Regions from separate parts of the Homo sapiens genome. Here region 2 is linked to region 1. A link is a contact called in ENCODE Hi-C or POLR2A ChIA-PET data. All regions are on one chromosome and are shown on one strand. Each heading gives the region's core, a stretch centred on a gene start or an enhancer-like site at or near the end of the contact. The rest is flanking DNA. Distances are from core to core; before and after follow the strand shown. Region 1 holds the start of PRMT2 (protein arginine methyltransferase 2). Region 2 overlaps PCNT (pericentrin).

Region 1 (3,364 bases), core at 636-3,135:
AGAGGCCTCACTTCTCATAATTTGGAACTTTCCTTTGGTTTCGATCAAGTCAGATAGAGTTCGTCAAACTCAATGCGAAAAAGACAAAAGAACAAAAAACAGAAACAACAACAAAAAAACCAGTTAAGCGAAACGAAGGATTGGGCAATTTATAAGGTTACTGAGCACACTAATGGTAAGGAGAAATTAAGACCAGCTGGTTGTTAATCTTAATAGCCAAGACAAACCCCAATTCAGTTACTTCCTAGGGATGGGTCTGAGGCTGAAGATTGCTCTCTACCACCCTAGAAGCAGAGGAAGAAAACCCCTCATCTTTCCTGTGGGAAGCGAGCTCAAACTCCATAAACGAGTTACCTGCCTTCCATTGTCATGGAAGCAGGAAAAAACTACTACTTCCTTATGTTGGAAGAGAGTAAAGCACACCCCGCCCCCCAACCCCCGCCCAACACACAAAAGGAGTTGTACAGCAAAATAAACTAGATCTTGACTAAATCTGGGTAGATCAGGGATTCTCTGGAGGGGGTGCTTCCAGGCCTCAGCAAATTGTCCTATTGGTTTGAGCCATAAAGATAGCTCAAGCTGGTACTAAGGACTGACAGATTTGTCAAAGGTCAGTGGCACCTCTACTCAGAATCCCTTTGTGGTTACCAAAATGTGAACCTTGAATATCTGAGTCAGATCTCAGTCAACTTAGGAAGTTTATTTTGCTGAATTTAAGGATGCACGCCCATGACACGGCCGTCGGAGGCCCTGATGACATGTGCCCAAGGTGGTCAGAGCACAGTTTGGTTTTATACGTTTTAGGGAGACATGAGACATCAATCAATATATGTAAGATGAACATTGGTTTGGTCCGGAAGGGCGGGACAACTCAAAGCAAAGGCAGGAGGGAGCTTCCAGGTCATAGGTAAATATGAGACAAATCATTGCATTCCCTTGAGTTTCTGGTTAGCCTCTCCAGAGGTGGCAATCAGATACGCATTTATCTCAGTGAGCTGAGAGATGACTTTGAACAGAATGGGAGGCAGGTTTGCCCTAAGCAGTTCCCAACTTGACTTTTCCTTTTAAGCTTAATGATTTTGCGGCCCCCAAATTTATTTTCCTTCCACATTTTTTTTTTTAAATCAGACTTAAGGTCTGCCTTGATGTTAATGCTGGAGGAGTGTAAAAAGGCATGTCCAACTCTTACTTCCCTTCGAGGCCAGAATAGTCTCTCAGGTTGAACTTCAGGGTCCCCTGGTAAAGGAGGGAGTCCAGTCAGACGGCTGCGGGGGAGGGGGGGCTTCGAATTTTATGTTTTACAGGCATTAGCGCCACCCATTTCTCCTTAACCCCAAACTTCCTCTCCCCACAACAGAAACGTCATCATTCTGCTTCCACTTATCCAGAAGAAAGGCAGAGGGCGCACACTGCGCAGCGCGGATGGGAAAGTTAACTGAATTATTTGCGGGAAGACAGAGGAGGTGGGGGGTCCCCCAAGCCCCAGCCATTTTGTGGCTCGTAGGGGTTGTCGCTTCCCAAGCCGTGAATGGCCCAAACCCGCCCCCCGCCCCAGGTCGGACTCCTGCCCCGCGCCCCTCTGGGTCGGACCCCAAGCCGAGCCCCCCAACCCCGCGGCTGGGCTGGGCGATTGGGGACGAGCTCCACACATGGAGAACCTGGCCTCGCCTCGCAAGACCGCGGGACGCGCAGATGTGAAGTGCGCCTGCGCGGGGCGCAGCCCCAGCTGCAGACGATCTGTGAGCGACGCGCCGGCGCAAGTCGAGGGCGGTGGCTTGGCTTCCCTGGAATGGGGGACGTCTTAGGACTGCGCCTGCGCGGGGCGCCGGGCCCTGGGCGGGGCCTTCCCGGCTGACGGCCTGCGTGCACTGCGCTTGCGCGGGTTGAGGGCGGTGGCTCAGGCTCCTGGAAAGGACCGTCCACCCCTCCGCGCTGGCGGTGTGGACGCGGAACTCAGCGGAGAAACGCGATTGAGGTAGGTGTCCTGATGGGCAGCTCAGATGGCTGGACTGCACGTAAGGAAGGACAGGCCAGGTGAGGCGTCCTCGCACTGCGTGTGCGTCGCTGGCGGACAGAGGCCTCCGCCCCCTTTTGGGACCTCCGAGCGCCTTCGCGATCTCAGCCACTTTCCCTGGCGTCCAAACGGGAGCTCGGTCCCCGTCACACCCTTCCCTGCGTGCCGCACCCCTTCCCGGCCACTCCCGCCGTCCAGCGCCTTCTACGGCCACGCCCACCCCACCACCATCTCTGTCACGCCCTTCGCGGCCACGCCCACCTGCCTGGCGGCCCCTGCCCCGAAGCTCGCGGCGCTGTCCCAGCCTGACCCTCTCGTGCCCCTGCGTCCACGCGTGGCCCTCTCGCTTCCTGCCCCCTTCTCACCCCCCTTCACTGGCCACCTGTTCCAACCCTCCATGATCCTGTTCCTCCCGAGGGCATCTTAGGAGGGCAGGGTCCTGCGCGCACTGCGGCCTCCACTCCGACCCCGTCCCAGTTTGGACCCAGGTCTTCCAATGAAAATATAATTATGCAAATCAGTAAGCATTTGTAACTACGAATATCACAAAAATAAGCTTCAAGTCTGGATTTAGAAGTGAAGCATGCATTTTAAACAAAGAATTGCTATGCAATTTTAAAAACACATTGATCCCAGAGCAGTGTGTGGATTACACTATCACTGGAAAAATACGAATTGAGAAGAAGGAAAAGACTGGAAGATGCAGACCTTGGTTCCTGTTAGTGGAAACACTGTAAGGTCCCAGGTAGGGACTTTTAATTGGAATTAAAGCTATCACACTTCTAAGAAATTAATGAATACTGATTTATTGCCTTAAGTCGACACCTGATCTAACAGAAACTAACAGGCTTCAGCAAATGAACAAGATTAACACCTTGCAGACTAGTGAAGAAAACACACTATTTGAAGTTTATGATTTTTAAATGCTTTTGTCTCTGTAAAGTATTGTAAATTTTCATTTCTACACTAATCTTCACACATACACATTTTACTTCTATTTGGTAGAGGACATCATGCACATTAGAAGTTAAGTGAACTCAATTATTAAGCAATGTAACAAGTACTTTGTGTCTCCTTCTCTTTTTAAAAGTAGAAATGGAAAAGAAAATGAAATAAATCAGCAGTTATGAGGCAGAGCCTAAGAGAACTATGGCAACATCAGGTGACTGTCCCAGAAGTGAATCGCAGGTAATTTCCGTTCCACTTCCTAAAAATCTGTGTTTAATGAATGTGAGCATTACAGAGAGCTAAGCGTCAGCTCACAGATGTGATGGAGCTTGGCTTGTGCCTTGGAAGGTGGCCACCGGCAGTAGAATGCTTAAATGTGAAGATTGTGAGGCAGAGGAAACG
Region 2 (3,570 bases), core at 296-2,795, 270 kb before region 1:
GCTGCAGGGTGAGCTAAGACTGTGCCACTGCACTCCAGCCTGGGCTGTAACAGAGTGAGACCCTGTCTCAAAAAAAAAACAAAAATAGCTCACACCTGTAATCCCAGCACTTTGGGAGGCCAAGGCGGGCAGATCACAAGGTCAGGTGATCGAGACCATCCTGGCTAACACGGTGAAACCCCGTCTCTACTAAAAATCCAAAAAAAAATTAGCTGGGGGTGGTGGCGGACGCCTGTAGTCCCAGCTACTTGGGAGGCTGAGGCAGGAGAATGATGTGAACCCGGGAGGCGGAGCTTGCAGTGATCCGAGATCGCACCAGTGCACTCCAGCCTGGGAGACAGAGCAAGACTCTGTCTCAAAAAAAAAAAAGCGGTGATGGTTCATTTGACAGGCACTTCCAAGTTTTTATCATGAAGAAGAATTTCTGGCGAAGTCCCTCTTGCCCTGGGCTGGCGCCTGACTGCAGAAGCTGCAGTGCCTGTGACTCAGGAAAGGACACGTGTTGTCGTATCACACACACCTTGTGCTTTCTCTGCCCTCAGTGAGGTCTCTGAGGTTTTCTCACCTTGAAATAGATGAGTCTGCTCTGTTGAGCATGTGGAGCCACTGGGGCTGGCCTATCTCCCTGCAGGAAGGGGATGCATAGGCCTGGCTGCACGGTGGATGGGGCATGGGCTAGAGCTGATGAGGCAGTTAGAAATGGTTGTTCTGGCAGATCAATACCTTGTCAGACGTTTAAGAAGTACACGTTCCAAACTATAAACGAGGGAATTGCCAGCTTGGATAAGGTGGATACGTTGATTTCCTGATACCAGCATGCCACGGGAGGGCTTCCTCCTTCCTGACTGTGGGGAACAGTTGTGAGGCTCCAAAGCGTTGGCTTATTGTTTGCTTTCCTTCAGCTCTGTGTAAGAACAGGAGAAAAGTGGAACCTTCTTTAATCGCTGTGAGGGTTTCATGTTATGTTTCAGGCTGTCTGTTTTGTGTGGTCTGAGCATGTGATCTTGGGGGAATTCCTAGAAAGCAGAATATGTTCAGGCTCCCTCTGCTCTCCTGAGTAAGGTGCAGTCAGTTGCCTGTCTCAGGCCTCTGTGTCCTGTCCTTGTCTTCACCACATGTCAGGGAGTCCTGGGGATGTGTTTTGTTTGTTTCTTTTTTGTTTTTTAAAAGACAGGGTCTCCCTGTGTTGCCCAGGCTAGTCTCGAACTCTTGGGCTCAAGAGATCCTCTTGCCTTGGCCTCCCAGGTAGTTGGAATTACAGGCATGAGCCACTGCTCCCAGCTTGGGAGGTGCCTCTTGAGAGAAGCTGGAGCCATGTTGTCTTTCTGGACAAAATTAGACAGGGGTCTGATGCTGCTGGGAGCTGCCCTCCAGGCCAGTCCTCAGATGCCAGCTTCAGTTTCCTTTCGTTCCCAGTTTTGATCATAGGCAAACAGATGCTTTGGAGAATAGCACTTGTTCCCAAGCTGTGGATTTAAAATTAGGTTTTCTTGGTTTGTTTGGTTTAAAGAAAATGAAGTTCTGAAAGAATATTCAGAAAGGAGGAACTTGCATATCACACATGAAGTGTGTGTTTCAAACCACGGCCTGATTTAGTCAGAGGAAGCATGTGGAGCGTGTGCACCTTCTGTGCCCTGTGTGGGGATGTGGCACATCTGGATGTTTCCTGGACGGAAGGAGCTGGTCGCAGCCCTGTGCAATCAGAGACGCCTGCTGGAGGCAGAGAGGACCAAAGCCCTGGACAGGGTGGGTGCCAAGGTCCTGCTCCTGGAGCATCAGCACCAAGCGGCCCTGCAGGAACTCAGAGATGTACGCTGCCAAGATGCAGGAGCATCAAGCAGGGCAGGCGGAGCTGGAGGAGCCGGGGGAGCCGGAGGTTCTGGGGGTGCTGGGGGAGCTACAGGTGCTGCGGGAGGGGCTGTGCAGGTGAGCAGCTCCACGTGTGTGGTTCCCACAGGGGTGCCTCCCCGGCTTCTCTGCCCTGAGTCTTCATCAGAGCGTTCAGGCACTTACGGATACACTTGGAGCCGCTGGATTGTGCGTGCAGTGGGGTCTGTGCTCAAAGAGTGCAGCTTCGTGGGGGCAGATGTGTCAGTGCACCTGGCCAGCGAGGCAGCTGCAGGGGTGGGCATCCGGGGGGGGGTGTCTTTGGTTGGCCTCCCCTCCTGTTGGGGCCTCCGGAGGGCAGGGTTCTGGTCTGGTCTGCAGGCAGTGAGTGGTCTGTGGCGCGACCAGATCTGTCCTACAGGCTACTTGGCAGCTGGACGAAACACAAAGTGGAGGCGATTCAGAGCCTGGGAGGTGCGGGGGTCGGGGAGGCTGGGGCTCATCCTGGGTGTCGCGCTAGGCAGCTGGGGGGATAGTGAGGGGTGCCTGCCAGCTGATGATGGCATAGGGAGGGGCATGGAGAGCCTGGGGGCTGACAGGGGAAGCCACGCTTAGCTGGAGGGGTCATCCCAGGTTGGACTGGTGCAGGGGATGTGGCTTGTGTAGACACAGAAGCACATTTAGTTGCTCTTATAAATCTGCACACGGGCTGGGCTTGGGGCTCATGCCTGTAATCCCAGGGCTTCGGGAGGCCACAGTGGGATGATCTCTTGAGCTCAGGAGTTCGAGACCAGCCTGGGGAACATAGCAAGAGTCCACTTCTAAAAATAAAAATCGGCCGGGCGCGGTGGCTCACGCCTGTAATCCCAGCACTTTGGGAGGCTAAGGCGGGCAGATCATGAGGTCAGGAGATCAAGACCGTCCTGGCTAACACGGTGGAACCCCGTTTCTACTAAAAATACAAAAAATTAGACAGGCATGGTGGTGGGCGCCTGTAGTCCCAGCTATTCTGGAGGTTGAAGCAGGAGAGTGGTGTGAACCCGGGAGGCGGAGGTTGTGGTGAGCTGAGATCGCGCCATTGCCCTCCAGCCTGGGCGACAGAGCGAGACTCCGTCTCAAAAAATATATATATGAAAATAAAAATAATAAATAAAAATTAACCAGGCATGGTGGTGCAGGCCTGTAGTTCCAGCTACTTGGGAGGCTGAGGAGAGAAAATTGCTTGAACCTGGGAATCTGAGGCTGCAGGAAAAAAAGAAAGAAATCTGCACACAGTATGGTTTATTTTCTTTCTTTCTTTTTTTTTTTTTTTTTTTAAAGACGGAGTCTCAAAAAAAGTCTAGAGTGCAGTGTCACGATCCTGGCTCACTGCAACCTCTGCCTCCCAGGCTCAAGCAGTCCTCCCACCTCAGCCTCCCAAGTAGCTGGGATACAGGCACGGGCCACCACGCCTCGCTAATTTTTATTGTTTTGTCTCCCAGGCTGGTCTTGAACTCATGGGCTCAAGTGATCCTCCCGCCTTGGCCTCCCCAAAGCACTGGGATTACAGGTGTGAGCCTCTGCACCTGGCCAGTGTAGTTACTTACTTTTTCAGTTTTTTAAAATCTTGTGTGTCAGAATATGCGTAAGCACTGGTACCAAATTGTGTCAGAAGAAGCCAGACTGAGTAGTCGGAATCCCCCTTGGATTCCCAAGGTGGCCGTGAAGGGGCCTGGCTGAGGTCCCCTGCCACCTGCTGTGGTC

What was found. A loop is a pair of places that touch in the nucleus more often than their neighbours do. ChIA-PET counts read pairs that join two places held with the same protein, here RNA polymerase II (POLR2A). Pooled maps may share reads with other maps.
Region 2: a loop to region 1 is called in a pooled map, with 5 times the contacts of the local background. The contact joins the enhancer-like site here to the promoter of PRMT2 in region 1. A Hi-C loop is called at or near these places in 1 of 37 single-sample maps with no recorded cell type and 6 of 50 pooled maps. POLR2A ChIA-PET finds 5 or more read pairs at or near these places in 2 of 52 experiments (OCI-LY7 and activated T-cell).

The regions. Positions count from the first base shown.
Region 1 is chr21:46,633,789-46,637,152 of GRCh38, forward strand. It overlaps PRMT2 (protein arginine methyltransferase 2), which reads left to right and starts at 1,886. Exons shown (of 12, transcript NM_206962.4): 1 at 1,886-1,975; 2 at 2,651-2,759; 3 at 3,108-3,202. The coding sequence starts at 3,164. RefSeq lists an enhancer at 984-1,654 and silencers at 1,425-1,644, 1,755-2,304.
Region 2 is chr21:46,368,091-46,371,660 of GRCh38, forward strand. All of the region lies in intron 15 of PCNT (pericentrin), which reads left to right. Among named protein-coding and RNA genes, the nearest start is that of PCNT, 46 kb to the left of the region's middle. RefSeq lists enhancers at 297-426, 887-966. Within about 2 kb of position 1,546, at least 6 of the 41 ENCODE cell types and tissues checked have a DNase peak (open chromatin) inside an H3K27ac peak, as active enhancers do.